Regions from separate parts of the Homo sapiens genome. Here region 1 is linked to region 2. Evidence: chromatin loops called from intact Hi-C (ENCODE). Cell type or tissue: Caco-2. All regions are shown on one strand. Links, peaks and the distances in the headings refer to the core of each region. The heading gives the core; the rest is flanking DNA. Region 1 overlaps DENND4C (DENN domain containing 4C). Region 2 has its middle 29 kb from the start of DENND4C.

What was found. Hi-C counts contacts between places; a loop is a spot of excess contacts. Peaks named below come from ENCODE experiments on the same cell type or tissue, not always from the same donor. Only the 100,000 strongest peaks of a DNase experiment are listed, where the experiment ranks them.
Region 1: a loop joins it to region 2, with 3 times the contacts of the local background. A loop is called at or near these places in 1 of 110 quality-filtered maps.

The regions. Positions count from the first base shown.
Region 1 is chr9:19,261,641-19,272,380 of GRCh38, forward strand. All of the region lies in intron 1 of DENND4C (DENN domain containing 4C), which reads left to right. Among named protein-coding and RNA genes, the nearest start is that of DENND4C, 36 kb to the left of the region's middle. In Caco-2, for the core only: no CTCF peak of the experiment used is centred there; no DNase peak of the experiment used is centred there.
Region 2 is chr9:19,196,812-19,207,551 of GRCh38, forward strand. It overlaps the pseudogene RPS6P10. Among named protein-coding and RNA genes, the nearest start is that of DENND4C, 29 kb to the right of the region's middle. RefSeq lists an enhancer at 5,635-6,153. In Caco-2, for the core only: no CTCF peak of the experiment used is centred there; DNase peaks (open chromatin) are centred at 5,210 and 5,750.

The DNA.
Region 1 (10,740 bases), core at 2,933-7,932, 65 kb after region 2:
CTACAAGTGAATCCCACCAGGCCGGGCTAATTTTTTTTTTTTTACTCTTAGAGACAACTTCTTGCTATGTTGCCCAGCTTGGACCCATTGGCTCACTCAAGCAGTCTTCCCACCTTGGCTTTCCAACATGCTGGGATACAGACATGAGCCACCATGCCTGGTCTCTTTCCGTTTTTTGTGTGTGTGTTCTCTTTAATTTCTTGCATCAATTATTTATTGTTTTAGTTGTAGCAATTTTTTACTTCTTTGATTATTAGGTTAACCTTAACTTAGGTTAACTTATTAAGTACTTTATTTTATTTGTAGATACTGTAAATGGGAGTACTGTTTTCATTTCTTTTTCAGATGGGTCATTGTTGACATATGGAAATACTGATTTTTACTGATTTTTGTATATTGATTTTATATCCTGAAACTTTAGTGAATTTATTAGTTCTTTTTTTTTTTTTTTTTTTTTTTTTTTTTGAGACAAGTCTTGTTCTGTCGCCCAGGCTGGAGTGCAGTGGTGTGATCTCAGCTTACTGCAACCTCCACCTCCTGAGTTCAGGGGATTCTTCGACCTCAGCCTCCAGAGTAGTTGGCACTACAGGCGTGTGCCAGCATGCCTGGCTAATTTTTGTATTTTTAGTAGAGATGGGGGTTTCACCATGTTGGCCAGGCTGGTCTTGAACTCCTGACCTCAGGTGATCCACCCACCTCAGCCTCCCAGAGTGCTGGGATTAGAGGCGTGAGCCTCTGTGCCTGGCTGAATGTATTAGTTTTCATAGTTTTTGGTGGAGTCTTTACATTTTTCCAAATATATCATATCTTTTTTTTTTTTTGAGACAGTCACCCAGGCTGGAGTGTAGTGGTGCTATCTCGGCTCTCTGCAACCCCCACCTCCCAGGTTCACATGATTCTCATGCTTCAGCCTCCCAAGTAGCTGGGACTACAGGTGTGCACTCCCACACCCAGCTAATTTTTGTATTTTTAGTAGAGATGGGGTTTTGCCATATCGGCCAGACTGGTCTTTAATTCCTGGCCTCAAGTGATCCATCTGCCTCGGCCTCCCAGAGTGCTGGGATTACAGGTGTGAGCCACTGCTCCTGGCTACATTTTTGTATTTTTTGGTAGAGATGGGGTTTCACCATGTTGGCCAGGCTGGTCTCAAACTCCTGACCTCAAGTGATCCACCTGCCTTGGCCTCCCAAAGTGCTGGGATTACAGGTGTGAGCCACCATGCCTGGCCTCATATCATTTATAAATAAGAGTAATTTGACTAGTTCCTTTCCAATTTGGATGTCTTTATTTCTTCCTTATGTAATCGCTCTAGCTAGGACTTTCAGTACTATGTTGAATAACAGTATTGAAAGTGGGCATCCTTGTTGTGTTTCATATCTTAGAGGAAGGCTTTTAATATAATACTAAATGGGGAAAACAGTCTGTTATGGGTCTGTTGTATATAGCTCTTACTGTGTTAAGGTATGTTCCTTCTATAACCAATTTTTGAGAGTTTTTGTCATGAAAGGATATTGAGTTTTATCAAATGCTTTTTCAACATCAATTGAAATGATCATATGGTTTTTGTCTTTTATTCTGTTGATAGGCTGTATCACATTGATCGATTTGTTTATTTGGAACTATCCTTGTCTCCCTGGTTTAAATCCCACAGGGTCATGTTGAATAATCTTTTTAATACGTTGTTGAATTTGGTTTGCTTGTTGTTTTTTGTTTGTTTGTTTATTTGTTTTTTTGAGACAGAGTTTCACTCTTGTCACCCAGGCTAGAGTGCAATGGCATGATCTCGGCTCACTGCAACCTCTGCCTCCTGGGTTCAAGCAATTTTCCTGCCTCAGCCTCCCAAGGAGCTGGGATTACAGGCGTGCGCCACCGTGCCCTGCTAATTTTTTTGTGTTTTTAGTAGAAACAAGGTTTCACCCTGTTGGCCAAGCTGGTCTTGAATTAGGTTTGCTATTGTTTTGTTGAGGAATTTTGCATCAATGTTCATTGGAGATAGTGGCCTGTAATTTTCTTCCCATTTTTTTTTTTTTTAAGACAGAATCTCGCTCTTGTCACCCAGGCTGAAGTGCAATGGCACGATCTGGGCTTGCTGCAACCTCTGCCTTCCGGGTTCAAGCGATTTTCTTGCCTCAGCCTCCCGAGTAGCTGGGGACTACAGGCGCCCACCACCACGCCCGGCTAAATTTTTTTTGTATTTTTGGTAGAGACAGGATTTCACCATGTTGGCCAGGCTGGTCTCGAACTCCTGACCTCAGGTGATCTGCCCGCCTTGGCCTCCCAAAGTGCTGGAATTACAGGTGTGAGCCACTGCGCCTGGCCAATTTTCTTTCTTTGATGTGTCTTTGTCTGGTTTTGGTAACAGGTTCATACTGGCCTTACAGAATAAGTTTGGAAGTATTCTGTTCACTGTTTTTCAGAATAATTTGAGTAGGAATGGTATTAGTTCTTTAAATCTTTGGTAAAATTCAGCAGTGAAGCCATTAGGTCCTGGGCTTTTCTTGGCTGGGAGACTTCTTACTACTGCTTCAATCTCATTTTGTTGTTGGTCTTTTCAGGTTTTGGATGTCAGTATGGTTCGGTTTTGGTAGGTTGTATGTTTCTAGGAATTTAGCAGTTTCTTCTACGTTTTCCAGTTTATTGGTATATAGTTGCTCATAGTAGTTCCTTTTTTTTTTTTGAGACGGAGTCTCACCCTGTTATCCAGGCTAGAGTGCAGAATGCAGTGGCGCAATTTCGGCTCACTACAACCTCCACCTCCCAGGTTCAAGTGATTCTCCTGCCTCAGCCTCTTAAATAGCTGGGATTACAGGTGCCTGCCACCATGCCTGGCTAATTTTTGTATTTTTAGTGGAGATGGGGTTTCACTATGTTGGCCAGGCTGGTCTTGAACTCCTCACCTCAAGTGATCCGCCTGCTTTGGCCTCTCAAAGTGCTGGGATTACAGGCGTTAGCCACCATGCCTGGCCAGTAGTTTCTAATGATCTTTTGAATTTCTGTGGTATTGCTTGTAATGTCTCATCTCTGATCTTATTTATTTGAGCCTTCTCTCTTTTTTTCTTAGTCTGGCTAAAGGTTTGTCCATTTTGTTTATCTTTTCAAAACACCAAGTTTTTTTTTCCTTTCATCTTTTGTGTTTTTTCTGTTTCAATTTGATTTATTTCTGCTGTGATCTTTTTCTTCTACTAATTTTGGGTTTGGTTTGCTTTTGCTTTTCTAATTCTTTAAGATTCATTTTTAGGTTGTTTATTTGAAGTTTTTCTACTTTTTTGATGTAGGCACTTTTGCTATAAACTTTCTTCATAGTACTGTTTTTGCTGTATCCTGTAGGTTTTAGTATGTTGTGTTTCCATTTTCATTTGTTTCAAGAAATTTTAAAATTTTCTTTCTTTTTTTGAGACAAGGTCTCACTCTGTCACCCAGGCAGGAGTGCAGTGGCACAATTACAGCCACTGCCACCTTGACCTCTTGGGCTCAGGAGATTCTCCCACCTCAGCCTCCTAAATAGCTGGAACTACAGGTTTACACCACCAGGCCTGGCTAAGTTACTGTATTTTTTTTTAGAGTTGAGGTTCTACCATGTTGTCCAGGCTGGTCTCGCACTCTGGGGCTCAAGCAGTCTGTCCCCCTTGCTCTCCCAAAATGCTGGGATTACAGGTGTAAGCCACTGTGCTCGGCCAATTTTTTAAATTTTCCTTCTGAATCTCTTCATTGACCCAGTGGTCATTTAGGAACATATTCTTTAATTTCCATGTGTTTACGTAGTTCCCAAAGTTCCTCTTGTTACTGATTTCTTTTTTATTTTTATTTATTTATTTATTTATTTTTTATTATACTTTAAGTTCTAGGGTACATGTGCACAACATGCAGGTTTGTTACATATGTATACATGTGCCATGTTGGTGTGCTGTACCCATTAACTCATCATTTACATTAGGTATATCTCCTAATGCTATCCACCCCTCCTCCCCCTACCCCACGACAGGCCCCGGTGTGTGATGTTCCCCACCCTGTGTCCAAGTGTTCTTATTGTTCAATTCCCACCTATAAGTGAGAACATGCGGTGTTTGGTTTTCTGTCCTTGCGATAGTTTGTTCAGAATGATGGTTTCCAGCTTCATCCATGTCACTACAAAGGACAAGAACTCAACCTTTTTTATGGCTGCATAGTATTCCATGGTGTATATGTGCCACATTTTCTTAATCCAGTCTATCATTGTTGGACATTTGGGTTGGTTCCAAGTCTTTACTATTGTGAATAGTGCCACAGTAAACATATGTGTGCATGTGTGTCTTTATAGCAGCATGATTTTTAATCCTTTGGGTATATACCCAGTAATGGGATGGCTGGGTCAAATGGTATTTCTAGTTCTAGATCCTTGAGGAATCGCCACACTGTCTTCCACAATGGTTGAACTAGTTTACAGTCCCACCAACAGTGTAAAAGTGTTCCTATTTCTCCACATCCTCTCCAGCACCTGTAGTTTCCTGACTTTTTAATGATCGTCATTCTAACTGGTGTGAGATGGTATCCCATTGTGGTTTTGATTTGCATTTCTCTGATGGCCAGTGATGATGAGCATTTTTTCATGTGTCTGTTGGCTGCATAAATATATCTTCTTTTGAGAGGTATTTGTTCATATCCTTCACCCACTTTTTGATGGGGTGGTTTGATTTTTTCTTGTAAATTTGTTTAAGTTCTTTGTAGATTCTGGATATTAGCCCTTTGTCAGATGGGTAGATTGTAAAAATTTTCTCCTGTTCTATAGGTTGCCTGTTCAATCTGATGGTAGTTTCTTTTGCTATGGAGAAGCTCTTTAGTTGAATTAGATCCCATTTGTCAATTTTGGCTTTTGTTGCAAAAAACAGGCTGCATTGCCAAGACAATCCTAAGCCAAAAGAACAAAGCTGGAGGCATCATGCTACGTGACTTCAAACTATACTACAAGGCTACAGTAACCAAAACAGCATGGTACTGGTACCAAAACAGAGATATAGACCAATGGAACAGAACAGAGCCCTCAGAAATAATACCACACATCTACAACCATCTGATCTTTGACAAACCTGACAAAAACAAAAAATGGGGAAAGGATTCCTTATTTAATAAATGGTGCTGGGAAAACTGGCTAGCCGTATGTAGAGGGCTGAAACTGGATCCCTTCCTTACACCTTATACAAAAATTAATTCAAGATGGATTAAAGACTTAAATGTTAGACCTAAAACCATGAAAACCCTAGAAGAAAACCTAGGCAGTACCATTCAGGACATAGGTATGGGCAAGGACTTCATGACTAAAACTGATTTCTTTTTTATCACATCGTGGTCAGAGACCTATTTGACGTACTTTCAGTTTTGTTTTTTTTAATTTTAAGACTTTTTGTGGCCTAATAGATGCTCTGTTCTTGAGGATGTTATATATGCTGAGGAGAAGAATGTGTATATTCTGCAGCCGTTAGATGAAATGTTCTGTAAGTATCTGTTTGGTCCATTTAGTCTATAGTGCAGATTCAGTCAAATGTTTCTTAGTTTTATGTCTGGAAGATCTGTCCAGTGCTGAAAGTGGGATGTTGAAGTTTCCAGCAATTACTGTGTTGGAGTCCATCTCTCTTTAGCTCTAATAATGTTTACTTTATATATCTGGGTGCTCCAGTGTTGGGTGCATGTGTATTTATAAATGTTACATCCTCTTGCTGAATTGACACCCTTATTATATAATGACCTTCTTTGTCTCTTTTTATGGTTTTTATCTTAAAATCTGTTTTATCTGATACAAGTATACCTACTCCTGCTCTTTCAGTTTCCATTTGCCTGGAATATCTTTTTTGACCCCTTTATTTTTAGTCTGTGTGTATCTTTATAGGTGAAGTGTGTTTCTTTTTTAAAAAATTTTACTTAAAGTTTTTTTGTTTTTTTAGAGACCGGTTCTCACTTTATCCCCCAGGCTGGAGTGCAGTGGTGTGATCACGGATTACTGTGACCTGAAACTCCTGAGCTCAGGGGATCTTCCCACCTCAGCTTCCCAAGTAGCTAGGACTACAGGCACATGACACTGCACCTGGCCAATTTTTCTTTATTTTTTATGGAGACAGGGTCTCACCATCTTGCCCAGGCTAGTCTCAAATTCCTGGGGTCTAGCAATCCTCCTGCATCAGCCTCCTAAAGTGCTGAGATTGTAGGCATGAACCACTGTGCCCAGCCTGTTTCTTGTAGGCCGCAGATGGTCGGACTGTGCTTGTTTAAATCCGTTCAGCCTCTGTATGTCTTTTGATTGGAGAATTTAGTCTGTTTACATTCAATGTCATTATTGATAAGGACTTTCTACTACCATTTTGTTATTTGTTTTCTGGTCTTCTTTTCCTTCCTTCCTTCCCATCTTCCTTTATGGGAAAGTGATTATTTTCTGGTGGTATGTTTTAATGTCTTGCCTTTTATGTTTTGTGTATGTGTTGTAGGTTTTTGGGTATTTTTTTTTTTTCCCGTACAGAGTCTTATTCTGTCGCCCATGCTGGAGTGCAGTGGCATAATCTCAGCTCACTGTAGCCTCGACCTCTCCGGCTTAAGCCATCCCTGCACCTCAGCCTCCTGAGTAGCTGGGACCCCAGGTGTGCACCACTATACCTGGCGAATTTTTGTATTTTTTGTAGAGACGGGGTTTTGCCATGTTGTCCAGGCTGGTATTGAACGCCTGAGCTCAAGCCATCTGCCTACCCCCACCTCCCAGAGTTCTGGGAATACAGGCGTGAGCCACCGCACCTGGTTGTAGTTATTATTTTTGATAGGTTCATCTTTTATTCTTTCTGTTTGAGATATGAGTAGTTTACACACCAGAATTACGGTGTTAATATTCTCTATATGTTTGTCTATGTATTTGCTATTACCAGGGAGTTTTGTATCTTCAGGTAATTTCTCATTGCTCATTACTGTTCTTTTCTTTCAGATTGAAGAACTCCCTTTAGTATTTCCTGTAGGACAGGTCTGGTGTTGACGAAATCCCTCAGCTTTTGTTTGTTTGGGAAAGTCTTTATTTCTCCTTCATGTTTGAAGGATATTTTCAGTGGATATACTGAAAATACAGGATAAAAGTTTTGTTTTTTTTTCAGTACTTTAAATATGTCATACACTCTCTCCTAGCCTGTAAAGTTTCTACTGAGAAGTGTGCTGCCAGACACATTAGAGCTCCTTTGTATGCTATGTGTTTTTCTTTTGCTGCTTTTAGAATCCTTTCTTCATTCTTGACCTTTGGGAGTTTGACAATTAAATGTCTGGAGGTAGTTTTGAGTTAAATTTCCTTGCTGTTCCATAACCTTCTTGTACTTGAATATTGATATCTTTCTCTATGTTTGGGAAGTTCTCTGTAGTATATCTCTTTGAATAAACTTGGTACATACTTCTCTCTACCTTTTTGTTAAGGCCCATAACTCTTAGATTTTCCCTTTTGAGGCTATTTTCTAGATTTTGTAGGTGTGCTTCATTCTTTTTTATTCTTTACTATTTTGTCTCCTCTGACTGTATTTCCTTTCTTTCTTTCTTTTTTGTTTTGAGATGGAGTTTCGCTTTTGTTGCTGAGGCTGGAGTGCAATGGCGTGATCTTAGCTCACTGCAACCTCTGCTTCCGGGTTCAAGCAATTCCCCTGCCTCGCCTCCCGAGTAGCTGGAATTACAGGTGCCCGCTACCATGCCCGGCTAATTTGTATTTTTAGTAGAGACAGGGTTTCACCACGTTGGCCAGGCTGGTCTCGAACTCCTGACCTCGGGTGATCTGCCCGTCTCGGCCTCCCAAAATGCTGGGATTACAGGCCTGAGCCACCGTGTCCGGCCCCTTGACTGTGTTTTCAAATAGTGTGTCTTCAAGCTCATGATTTCTTTATTCTGCTAAATCAATTCTGCTGTTGAAAGACTCTGATTCATTCTTGTTTATCAGTTGAATTTTTCAGCTCCAGAATTTCTGCTGGATTTTAAACAATTATTTCAATCTCTTTTTAAAATTCATCTGATAGGATTCTGAATTCCTTCTCTGTATTATCTTGAATTTCATTGAGCTTCTTTAAAACAGCTATTTTGACTTTGTCTGTCTGAAAGGTCACACATGTCTGTCATTCCAGGATTGGTCACTGGTGCCTCATTTAGTTTGTTTGGTGAGGTCATGTTTTCCTGTATGGTCTTGATGCTTGTGGATGTTTGTTGATGTCTGGGCATTGAAGAGTTAGGTATTTATGGTAGTCTTCACAGTCTGGGCTTGTTTGTACCCATCCTTCTAGAAAAAGCTTTCCAAGTATTCAAAGGTAATTGATTGTTTTGATCTAAGTCCTTGGTCTCTATAGCCGTATCTACATTAGGGAGCACCTTAAGCCCAGTAATGCTGTGACTCTTGTAGACTTATAGCTGTATGGCCTTAGTGGTCTTGGGTAATAGCCAGTATTCCCTGGATTACCAGGCACAGTCTCTTGTTCTCTTTCCTTATTTTCCCCCAAACAAATGGCATCGCTCTCCATGCTGAGCTACCTGGAGTTGAGGGGAGGAGTGACACAAGCACCCCTGCAACCACCACCACTGGGACTGTGCTGGGTTAGACCTGAAACCAGCACAGTACTGAGTCTCATCAGTACAGTAATATTGCCTGGCTACCACTGATGTTTATTCAAGGCCCAAGGGCTCTTTATTCAGCGGGTTGTGAATCTAGCCAGGCTTGTGTTTTTCCCTTCAGGGTGGAGGGTTCCCTTTTGGCCTAGGATGGGTCTAGAAATGCTGTCCAGAAGCTAGGGCCTCTAGCCTCTGGAGTTGGGAACTTTAGGAATCTACTTGGTGCTTTATTTTACTGTGGATGAGCTCATACCCAAGTTGCAAGACAAAGCAGGGTTTTTCTATTTTGTAACATAGGTTGGCATTACATTCTTTTTGAAGGGTGAATAATACTCCATTGTAGGTTTATATCACATTTTTAAAAATCCATTCATCTCTTGATGGTTACTTGGGTTGTTTTCACCTTTTGGCTATTGTGAATAGTGCTTCTGTGACCAGTGATGAACATATTTGTCTATTGGTCATTTGGGTATCTTTGGTTACCATTTATCTTAACAGTGTACCGGATGTTCTAGCCAGTGCAATAAGGCAAGAAAAAGAAAAAAAAGGCAGCTACAATGGAAAGAAAGAAGTAAAAATTGTCTTTATTCACACATACATTATGTGGAAAGTCTGATAGAATCTACAAAATTGCTCTAAACTAATAAGTGATTTTAGCAGGATTGCATTATATGAGATCAATATGTAAAAATCAATTGTATTTCTATATAGTAGCAATGAATAATTGAATTAAAAATAAAATGATGCCATTCACAGTAGCATCTAAATTATTAAGTACTTAGGAATAAATCTGACCAAAGATGTGGAAGACCTGTATGTTGCAAACTCAGAAACATCGCTGAAAAAAATTTAAAAGATCTAAGTAAATGCAGAGATTAACCTTGTTCATGGATTAGAAGACTCAATAACCCTAATTATTTAATGCAGTCCTAATTAAAATCACAGTAGGCTTTTTTTTTAGGTAAAAATTAATATGGATTCTTTTTTTTTTTTTTTTTTGAGACAGTCTTGCTCTGCCACCCAGGTTGGAATGCAGTGGCGCAATCCTGGCTCACTGCAATCTCTGCCTCACTAATTCAAGTGATTCTCATGCCTCAGCGTCCCGAGTAGCTGGGATTACAGATGTATTCCACCATGCCCCACTAATGTTTTGTATTTTTAGTAAAGACTGGGTTTGTCTATGTTGGCCAGGCTGTTCTTGAACTCCTGGCCTCAAGTGATCCGCCTACCTCTGGCCTTCCAGATTGCTGGAATTACAGGTGTGAGCTACCGCCTCTGGCCAGTAAGTGGATTCTAAATTGCTTATTGAAATGCAAAGGACCTAGTATAGTCAAAAAACAGTTTTGAAAAAGAACAGCAGTGAGGCCCAGTGAGGTGGCTCACGCCTGTAATCCCAGCACTTTGGGAGGCTGAGGCGGGCGGATCACCTGAGGTGGTTGAGTTAAAGACCAGCCTGACCAACATGGAGAAACCCCGTCTCTACTAAAAATACAAAATTAGCTGGAGTGGTGGTGCATGCCTGTAATCCCAGCTACTCGGGAGGCTGAGGCAGGAGAATCGCTTGAACCTGGGAGGCGAACGAAGGTTGCGTTGAGTTGAGATCGCGCCATTGCACTCCAGCCTGGGCAAAAAGAGTGAAACTCTGTCTCAAAAAAAAAAAAAAAAAGAGAAAAGAAAACAGAGAAACAACAGCTTTCAAAGCTAAGGCTGCCTGATTTCAGGACTAATTATAAAGCTACAGTAATCAGAACCATGTAGTACTGGCATATAGACACATAGATCAATGGAACAGAATAAAGAATCCAGAAATAAATTGGATGCACATGTTGAGCAATTGACTTTTGAACAAAGGTATGAAATCATTACAGTGGAGAAAGGATAGTATTTTTTTTTTCTTTTTAAATAAAAGAGAGACTGGCCCAGGCATGGTGGCTCATGCCTATAATCCCAGCACTTTGGGAGGCCAAGGTGGGCGGATCACCTGAGGTCGAGAGTTTGAGACCAGCCTGGCCAACATGGGGAAAGCCTGGTCTCTACAAAAAATACAAAATTAGCCAGGCGTGGTGGGACATGCCTGTAATCCCAGCTACTCAGGAGGCTGAGGCAGGAGAATCACTTGAACCTGGGAGGCAGAGGTTGCAGTGAGCCGAGATTGCGCCA
Region 2 (10,740 bases), core at 3,248-8,247:
TGTATTTTTAGTAGAGACAGGGTTTTGCCATATTGGCCAGGCTGGTCTCGAACTCCTGACCTCAGGTGATCCACCTGCCTCGGCCTCCCAAAGTGCTAGGATTATAGGCGTGAATCACGGTACCAGGCTTCAACTAATTTTTTAAATTTTGTATATATTGGGTCTTGCTATGTGGCCAGGGCTGATCTCAAACTCCTGGGCTCAAGCTATCCTCTGACCTAGGCTTACCAAAGTGCTGGGATTACAGGGATGAGCCACCATGCCCAGCCTGCATTCTGATTTCTGAGTAAAGAAAAATAGCTCACAGCAGTCTGGGACATTGAGATGCAAAATTTATTGAGTCCAGAGAGACATGAGTATGTCAAGCTCCCCCACCCACCCAACATACACGTCCAGGGGGGCAACTGTTTAAAGGGATTTGGGGCCGGGCACGGTGGCTGACACCTGTAATCTCAACACTTTGGGAGGCAGAGGCAGGAGGACTGGTTAAGCCCAGGAGTTCCAGACCAGCCTAGGCAACATAGAGAGAACCCATCTCTACAAAAAATTAAAAAAACAATTAGCTAGGTGTGGTGGTACACACCCAGATACTTACAGGGCTGAGGTGAGAGGACTGCTTGAGCCTGGGAAGTGGAGGCTGCAGTGATCAGTGATTGCACCAGTACGGTCCACCTAAGCGAGAGTGAGACCCTATCTTAAACAAAACCAAAAGCAAAAACAAGCCAGGCATGGTAGCTCATGCCTGTAATCTCAGCACTTTGGGAGGCCAAGGCAGGTGGATCCCCTGAGTCCAGGAGTTCAAGACCAGCCTAGATACATGGCAAAACCCTGTCTCTATAAAATAAAATAAAATAGAATTTAATTAAATTAAAAAGAAAAGTCAACGCATAGCCAATTAATAGTTTATGTTATTTTATGGTAAATTCTTGGTAAACAACTTAGGAACTACCTCTTCTTTTTTTCTTTAAAAATTCACTTGTAGGCTGGGCATGGTGGCTCACACCTGTAATCCCAGCAGTTTGGGAGGCCGAGGCAGGCAGATCACGAGGTCAGGAGATCGAGACCATCCTGGCTAACACAGTGAAACCCTGTCTCTACTAAAAATACAAAAAAATTAGCCAGGCGTGGTGGCGGGTGCCTGTACTCCCAGCTACTCGGGAGGCTGAGGCAAGAGAATGGTGTGAACCCGGGATACGGAGCTTGCAGTGAGCCAAGATCGTGCCACTGGACTCCAGCCTGGGCAACAGAGCGAGACTCCTTCTCAAAAAAAAAAAAAAAAAAATTCACCTGTGACTGCTGCTGATCATGGCATATATTCAAGGCAACTTAATTAAAGGTCCCAGGTTGCAGTCCTCAAACTTGACCCATATAAACTATCTTTTCAACAAATAATGCTGAAACAAGTGGATGCCACATGAAAAAAAAAAAATGAAGTTGGAACCCTAGCTCACTTCACATACAAAAATTAACTCCAGGCTAGGCATAGTGGCTTTGTCCTGTAATCCTAGCCCTTTGGGAGGCTGAGGTGGGAAGATTGCTTGAGCCCAGGAGTTCAAGACCAGCCTGAACAATATAGTGAGACTTCGTCCGTACTAAAAATAAAAATATTACCTGGGCATGGTGGTGTGTGTCTGTAGTTCCAGCTACTCAGGAGCCTAAGATGGAAGGATCACTTGAGTCCAGCAAGCTGATCATGCCACAGCACTCCAGCCTGGGCAACAGAGCAAGACCCTGTCACACCAACACACACACACAAATACCCTGTCTCTTACAAAATTGTAAAAATTAGCCATGTGTGGTGGCGAGCATCTGTAGTCCTAGCTATTCAGGAGGCTGAGACAGGAGGATTGCTTGAGCCTAAGAGTTTTGGAAGTTGCAGTGAGCCAACTGCCATGATTGTGCCATTGCACTGAAGCCTGGGCAGTTGAGCAAGATCCTATCTAAAAAAAACCCAAATAAATAAAATCAAAATGGACCATACACCCAAATGTAAGAGCAAAAACTATTAGAGTTTTAAAAGAAAACTTATGTGTACGTATTCAGGAGCTTTCATTAGACAATGGTTTCTGGGATATGACATCAAAAGCACAAACAACAAAAGAACAAATGAATATATTTGTCAAAAGACAAAATTACAACACATTAAGTTTAAAAATCTTAATTGTTACTTATTTGTGATTCTAAACTCAGGCAATATATCATTCTATAAAACAGAATGAGTCTTCCAATGAACAAAGCAGAAGAGATTGCTTTTATAAACAGGCAGAGAGGACTTCCTTATCATGCCAGAGATAGCTTTTATAGAGAGGCAGAGGGGATTTCCTTATCATGCCAGCTAAAACTGGCCTGTTTGAGGATTTGGCTATTCTCTCTCTCTCTCTCCTGATTTCTCAGAAGGTCAGATAAAGATCTTAGTTTTGACTTAGTGACATGACATGCAATTTCAGCATAAGTAACTCCATTTTGGTGGGGTCTGTTAGGCCTAGGGCAGGAACTCAGTCCAACTCAATGGCCTCCTGTAAATTTTATTCTACATATTGAACATCACCGAAATATAAAACTTTTTCCTTCCAAGGACACCATCGAGAAAATGAAAAGCCAAATCACAGAATGGGAGAAAATATATGCAAATCATATATCTAATAAGGCTGTTCTTTTTATAGTGTAGATATATAAATGGTGAGGATATGGAAAAGTTGGAACTCTTGTACATTGCTAGAAGAAATGTAGGATGGTACAGCCTTTGTGGAAAACTATTTGGTGGTTCCTTCAGAAGTTAAAACACAGAATTAACATATGACCCAGAAATTCTACTCCTAGGTATATATCCAAAAGAATTAAAAACAAGTACTCAAATTCTGTTTTTCGAGACAGAGTCTTGCTCTGTTGCCTAGGCTGGAGTGCAATGGTGCAATCTCAGCTCACTGCAACCTCCACCTCCTGCATTCAAACGATTCTTCTGCCTCAGCCTCCCGAGTAGCTAAGATTACAGGTACCCGCCTCCTTGCCCAGCTAGTTTTTGTATTTTTAGTAGAGATGGGGTTTCACCATGTTGGCCAGGCTGGTCTTCAACTCCTGAGCTCAAGTGATCCGCCCACCTCAGCCTCCCAAAGTGCTGAGATTACAGGCTTGAGCTACCCTGCCTGGCCAAATTCTTATATATCATTGATCATAGCAGTATCATTTATAATGGCCAAAAGGTGGAAAACACTCAAATTTCCATCAAATAATGAATGAATAAACAAAACGTGGAATAGCCATACAATGAGTTACTATCCAGGCATAAAGAGTACTGATACATGCTACAACATGGATGAAACTTGAAAACATTACACATGTGAAAGAAGCCAGACACAAAAGGCCACATATTGTATGATTTCATTTAAATAAAATATCCAGTATAAGCAATCTATAGATATAAGAAGGAGATTAGTGATTGCCAGGGGCCGAGAAGAGGGCAATGGGAGTAACAGGGTTTCTTTTCTTTTTCTTTTTTCTTTTTTTTTTTTGTGAGTCTGATCTTATTTATTTTTTACTCACTTAGAAGTAGAAGCTCGCAGAGAGGAAAGTCTGCGTCTCTTCACAATTTGTTCCTGGCGCTTTTCCTTAGCCTCCTTCATTCTCTTGCCAAAAGCTTAGCATATTCTGCAGCGTCTTCCTTATTTTTCTTAGTATGCTGCTTCTTCAGAGCAATACACCGCCGTTTGTGCTGCAGGACACATGGAGTAACAAGACGCTGAATCTTGGGTGCTTTGGTCCTAGGTTTCTTACCTTCTTTAAGGGCTTTCTTTAGAGAGATTGAAAAGTTTATGGATTCTGCTAGCTCTTTTGGGTCCCAGGTGATGAGGCACCATAGTATCAGTCAGTCCAGGAATATCCTTCTCTCCTTTTTTTACAATAACCAAGTTGAGAATGCTCAGATTGGCAACCACAATGCAACCATGAACTGATTTTCCCTTCCTTTCTCCAGTTCTCCTTGGTCTGTAACAGGAATGCCCCTTACTCAGTAGCAGGTGGACATGGCCATGGGTCAAGACACCCTGCTTCATGGGGAAACCTTATTTGTCGTTCCCACCACTGATTCGGACCACATAACCCTTCCATTCTTCACCCAGTGTGTCAGCAGCAACTTTTGTGGCCGTACGTTTCTCATAAAAAGTACGAAGTTTGCATTCATCATCCATTTCAATGAGTTTCTGGCAGCCAGTGGCTGGGAAGGAGATGTTCAGCTTCATCTTGAAGCATCCTTTTTTTTTTTTTGAGATGGAGTGCAGCAGCGTGATCTCGGCTCACTACAACCTCTGCCTCCCCAGTTCAAGCGATTCTCCTACATCAGCCTCCTGAGTAGCTGGGACTACAGGTGCGTTCTACCGCGCCCGGCCAATTTTTGTATTTTTAGTAGAGGTGGGGTTTCACCGTGTTAGCCAGTATGGTCTCCATCTCCTGACCTCATGATCTGCCTGCCTCGGCCTCCCAAAGTGCTGGGATTACAGGCATAAGCCACCACGCCCAGCCAACAGGGTTTCTTTTTGGAATGATGATAATGTTCTGGATTTAGATAGTGGAGATAGCTGCACAAGTCTGTGAATAGGCTAAAAGACATTGAATTGTACAGCTTAAATTGGAGAATTATGTGTTAAGTAAATTGTATCTCAACAAGGGTTTTTAATTTCCCAAGGCTTGGGTGAAAATCAATGGGTATAACTTTCAATATAAGAGTTGGAAAAGTATCATAAAAATGCTAACAGTGACTAGATAAGATGATGCATGTTCTATCTTTCTAAATGGAAGACATATCTTTACAATATGAGTTCCTGCCTAAGATAAAATGGGTATTTAAATATTGTATTTAAATGTTCTAAGTGTCAGACTTCCTTTCTTTAGCTTTTCCACAGATACAGAATTTTAGCTCTGGCTCAAACTCTGCATGTAAAATGAGAATAGAAAAATGTGACTCTTAAACTACAGATATTTAATAAAGACTAATTTGCAGACATCAAGGTGAAATAAAATGATTAATTTTTTAAGATATAAAGCTCATTGTTCAAATAAAATCCAAGTTCTAAAATCTTAGATTGTATGAAATGGATGTGAAATGGATGAAAGTGTTATGAATGGCGCTGCTTTGCTTGAGGTACTCCTTTATCTCCACTCCTCCAAACACAAACATATCAGGGCAGGCAGGTCTAAGCAGCTCCTTGGAGCACAGTTTAAAAGGTCTGAGGGACTCTAGCAGCCCAGTTGGCCCTAAATTGTGTAGTCTTTGGTAAGGTACAGAAACTCCATGGGCTCCTGACAGAAAACTCCTGTTTCCTATTTGTCAGATAAAGGGGGCTAAGCTACAACTCCTTGAAAGCCCTTTTCTACGGTCGAAGTCTACAATTCTATGATCCTGAAAAAGCTAAAATAAAAGCTAGTAGCCACTGGCTTCTAAAATGTTTACCAATCACCCCAGAGCTTAAGGAACAAAGATCAAAACAAGCCTTGGGCTATAATCACCTTATCCAAACCTACAAAATAAACAGCAGACTAAAAATAGAGAGGGGTAAGTCTTATTTCAAAGTGAAATGATCTGAACAAAGGGCAGCTGGTTTTCACGATCTTTCTTATCTCTTAGATAAAGTTTGTTAATGGGCCATAAATACACAAAGGGTCTGGTTGCCAAGTATCCCTGCAAAAGGGAGGAGAGGCCATATATCACTTCCTGGGGGATGGGAGGGAGTAGCATCTCAAGGAGAAGTAGCACAAAGGCCCCTCCTGAGATAGGAAACAGGCCCTGGGTCAGGCAGCTGTGGGTCCGGCAAACACCCTCAGATCTCAGAACAAGAAACCCGTTGAAGGCGGGGCACAATGGCTCCTGCCTGTAATCCCAGCACTTTGGGAGCCACAGTGAGGCTTGAAGCCAGGAGCTAGAGACCAGCCTAGGCAACATAGGGAGACCCGCCCCCCTGCATCTGTCTGTCCAAACAATTTAAAAATTAGCTGGGCACAGCTGGGCACGGTGGCTCAGGCCTGTAACCCCAGCACTTTGGGAGGCCGAGGCGGGTAGGATCACGTGAGGTCAGGAGTTCGAGACTGGCCTGGCCAACATGGTGAAACTCCATCTCTACTAAAAATACAAAAAATTAGCCGGGCGTGGTGGCAGGCGCCTTTAATCCCAGCTACTTGGGAGGCTGAGGCAGAGAGAATCGCTTGAACCCAGGAGGTGGAGGTTGCATTGAGCTGAGATTGCACCATTGTACTCCAGCCTGGGCAAAAAGAGTGAAGCTCCTTCTCAAAAACAAAACAAAACAAAAATTAGCTAGGCATAGTGGCATGCACCTCTAGTCCCAGCTCCTCGGGAGGCTGAGGTGGGAGGATGGTTTGATCCTGGGAGGTTGAGACTGCAGTGAGCTGTGATCACACCACTGCACTCCAGCCTGACGACAGAGCAAGACCCTGTCTCAAAAACAAACAAAATACATATGTGTGTGTGCGCATGCGGGCGTGTGTGTGTGTGTGTAAAACCTGTTAAAGAGCTGGGGGCTGGGTGGAACAGAGATTGTGCTGGCCAAGGTGGGGAGAAGCTATATACTATATGGAGGACAGGACAGCCCTCACACAGAAACACCTGAAGGAGCCTCAGCTGATATTCTCCTGATGACATAGTCTAACTCCTTGCACTCAAAATGGGATCAGTGGACCATCAGCACAGGCAGCATCTGTGAGTTTATTAGAAATGCAAAATCTGGCCAGGCGTGGTGGCTAATGTCTGTAATTCCAGCACTTTGGAAGGCCAAGGTGGGTGGATCACCTGAGGTCAAGAGTTCAAGACCAGCCTTGCCAACATCACGAAACCCCATCTCTACTCAAAATACAAAAAACATTAGCCGGGCATGGTGGCGCACACCTGTAATCCCAGCTACTCAGGAGGCTGAGGCAGGATAATTGCTTGAACCCAGGAGACGGAGGTTGCAGTGAGCCAAGATGGTGCCACTGCACTCCAGCCTGGGTGACAGAGTGAGACTACTTCTCAAAAAAAGAAAGAGGCCAGGCGTGGTGGCTCACGCCTGTAACCCCAGCACTTTGAGAGGCCAAGGTGGGCGGATCACGAGGTCAGGAGATCGAGACCATCCTGGCTAACATGGTGAAACCCCGTCTCTACTAAAAATACAAAAAATTAGCCAGGCACGGTGGCAGGCGCCTGCAGTCCCAGCTACGCAGGAGGCTGAGGCAGGAGAATGGTGTGAACCCGGGAGGCAGAGCTTGCAGTGAGCCGAGATTGCGCCACTGCACTCCAGCCTGGGTGCAAGAGCGAGACTCCATCAAAAAAAGAAAGAAAGAAAGAGAAAGAAAGAAAGAAAGAGAGAAAGAAAGAAAAGAAACGCAAAATCTCAGATCCAACACACACCTACTGATCACAGTCTGCATTTTACCAAGATTCCTGGTGATTGCCTGTGCATTAAAGCTTGGGTGTAGCTGGAAAAGTACCTTCACAAAGACATCAACCATGCTGGTTTTACCTAGTGATTAGGGAAAACCCTGAGCACTCAATCCATTGTATCTATGAGTTCCAGCATTTTTTTTTAAAGAGGGTCTCCCTCTGTTGCTCAGACAACAGTGCAGTGGTGCAGTGCAGTGCAGTGGTGCAATCTCCACTTACTGCAATCTCCACCTCCAGGGCTCAAGCGATCCTTCACTTCAGTCTCCAGAGTAGCTGGCACCACAAGTGCCATGCCACCATGCCCGCCTAATTTCTGTATATTTTTGGTAGAGATGGAGTCTCACCATGTTGCTCAGGCTGGTCTCCAAGTCCTGGCTTCAAGAGATTTTCCTGCCTTGGCCTCCCACAGTGCTGGAATTACAGGCCTGAGCCACTGCGCCTAGCTGTTAATTATATCTTTATTTTATTTTATTTATTAATATTATTTATTTTTTAGTAGATACAGGGTTTTACCATGTTGCCCAGGCTGGTCTTCAAGGCTGGTCTTGAACTCCCGGACTCAAGTGATCGGCCCACCTTGGCCTCCCAAAGTGCTGAGATTACAGGAGTGAGCCACCGTGCCCAGCCTCCTTATTTTTTTTATTTTTATTTTTTCGTGAGACAGAGTCTGGCTCTGCACCCAGGCTGGAGTGCAGTGGCATGATCTTGGCTCACTGCAACCTCCGCCTCCTAGGCTCAAGTGATCCTACTACCTTAGCTTCCTGAATGGCTGGGACTACAGGTACAGGCCACCATGCCTGGCTAATTTTTGTAGTTTTAGTAGAGATGGAGTTTTGCCATGTTGCCTGGGCTGGTCTCGAATTCCTGAGCCCAAGCCATCCACCCTCCTGGGCTTCCCAAATAGCTGGGATTATAGAAGTGAGCCACTGGGCCCAGCCCTGGCCCTACCTGTATCTTAAAAAAAAAAAAAAAAAAAAAAAAAAAAGGTCCAGGCATGGTTACTCACACCTGTAATCCCAACACTTTGGGAGGGGAGGTAAGAGGATCACTTCAGGCCCTGAGTTCAAGACCAGCCCAAAGGCTGGGCGCGGTGGCTCACGCCCATAATCCCAGCACTTTGGGAGGCCGAGGCAGGTGGATCATGAGGTCAGGAGATCGAGGCCATCCTGGCCAACATGGTGAAACCCCGTCTCTACTAAAATACAAAAAAAAAATTAGCCGGGCATGGTGGCATGCACCTTTAATCCCAGCTACTTGGGAGGCTGAGGCAGGGGAATCGCTTGAACCCAGGAGGTGGAGACTGCAGTGAGCCGAGATCACGCCATTGCACTCCAGCCTGGCAACAGAGCAAGACTCCATCTCAAAAAAAAAAAAAAAAACAATAATAATAATAATAATAATAAAAGACCATCCCAGAAAACAAAGTGAGGTCCTGTTTCTACAAAAAAATTTTTAAAAAATCAGCTGATTATGGTGGCACATGCCTGTAGTCCCAGCTACTTGGGAGGCTGAGGTAAGAGGATTGCTTGAGCGAGCAGTTGGAGGCTGCAGTGAGCTATGATTGCACCACTGCACTCTAGCGTAGGCAACAGAGTGAGATCCTTCTGGAAAAAAAGAAAAACAACTGCACATTATTGGCATGGCGGTATGCTAGGACCACACTAGGCTGTAAACTCCGTGAGGGCAGGAACCATGCCTGGTTTGTTCAACACAATATCCCCAGCATGAATTTGGCATGCACCTAACATATGGCTCAGGAAATATCTGAAATGAAATATCTGAATATTTGAATGAAAGACAAGTTGAAGTGAATGAAAGGCAAGTTGATTCTCCATGAACATATCATTTTCAGGTATGTTCTCCACGGACATACCTGAAAATGGAATAGACATTAGCTGCACTTAGATGAAACTACTCTGCTTTAATCCCTGGATTTTCATGAAATCAAGGATGAATTTACCTGACATTGAAAAGGACCATGAATCTTGTGTGAGTTGATATCGTATGATGTTTATCATCATAACTTAATTGTTTTACATTGAATTTTAATATTTATTTTTTAATTTTAATTTAATTTTATTTATTTTGAGATGGAGTCTCGCTCTGTCGCCCAGGCTGGAGTGCAGTGGCTCGATCTCGGCTCACTGCAACCTCCGCCTCCTGGGTTCACGCCATTCTCCTGCCTCAGCCTCCCGAGTAGCTGGGACTACAGGCGCCTGCCACCACACCTGGCTAATTTTTTATATTTTTAGTAGAGATGTGGTTTCACCATATTAGCCAGGATGGTCTCGATCTCCTGACCTTGTGATCTGCCCGCCTTGGCCTCCCAAAATGCTGGGATTACAGGCGTAGGCCACCGCGCCTGGCCTTTTAATTTTTATTTTTTTGAGACAGTTTCAGAAAAGAAGTTTCACTCTGTCACCCAGGCTGGAGTGCAGTGGGGCAATCTCAGCTCACTCCAACCTCTGCCTCCCGGGTTCAAGTGATTCTTCTGCCTTAACCTCCCAAGTAGTTGGGATTACAGGCATGCACCAAAAAACCCAGCTAATTTTTGTATTTTAGTAGAGACATGGTTTCACGATGTTGGCCAGGTATGGTTATTATTATTTTTTTTTAGGGACAGATTATCACTATGCTGCCCAGGCTGGCCTTGAACTCCTGGGCTCAAGCAATCCTCCTGCCTTAGTCTTGCAAAGTTCTTAGGGTTACAGGTGTTAGCCACTATGCCCAGCCTAGTTCAATAATTTCAACTTTACCATAATATGAGGAAAACTTGAGCGTAATATTGGTCTGTCTTATCTGTTCCAGTTTCTCAAATACTTTTTATTTTTACAGAAAGGGTCTTGCTCTGTCACCTAAGCTGGAGTGCAGTGGCATGATCATAGCTCACTGTGGCCTCAAACTCCTGAGCTCAAGCCACACTCTTGCCTCAGCCTGCAAAGAGCTGGGATTACAAGTGTGAGCCACTGTGCCCGGCATAGTTTCTGAAATGCTTTTAGAAATGCTACTTATAGCAGCATTAGCTGTAAAAAAGGCCCTGTATGTGAGTCCTGCCATGGGAGGCTTGGGCAAATACTGGGGAAACAGGAAGTTTATCTTTGGCCCTTTCAGGATTAAAAAAAAGAAAAATTTGAGTGTAATATTTGATACATACAAAAGAATGTGTTGTTAAATATAATAGAATAAACACTCTGCTTAAGAACAAGAACATTATCAATATGAGGATTTACTTCCTTTTGGGATCTTATGCGAATTTCTGAAAAGGTCTGGGTTCTAGCTGCCTAGCATTAACATAAAAGGTTTGAGAAATATACATT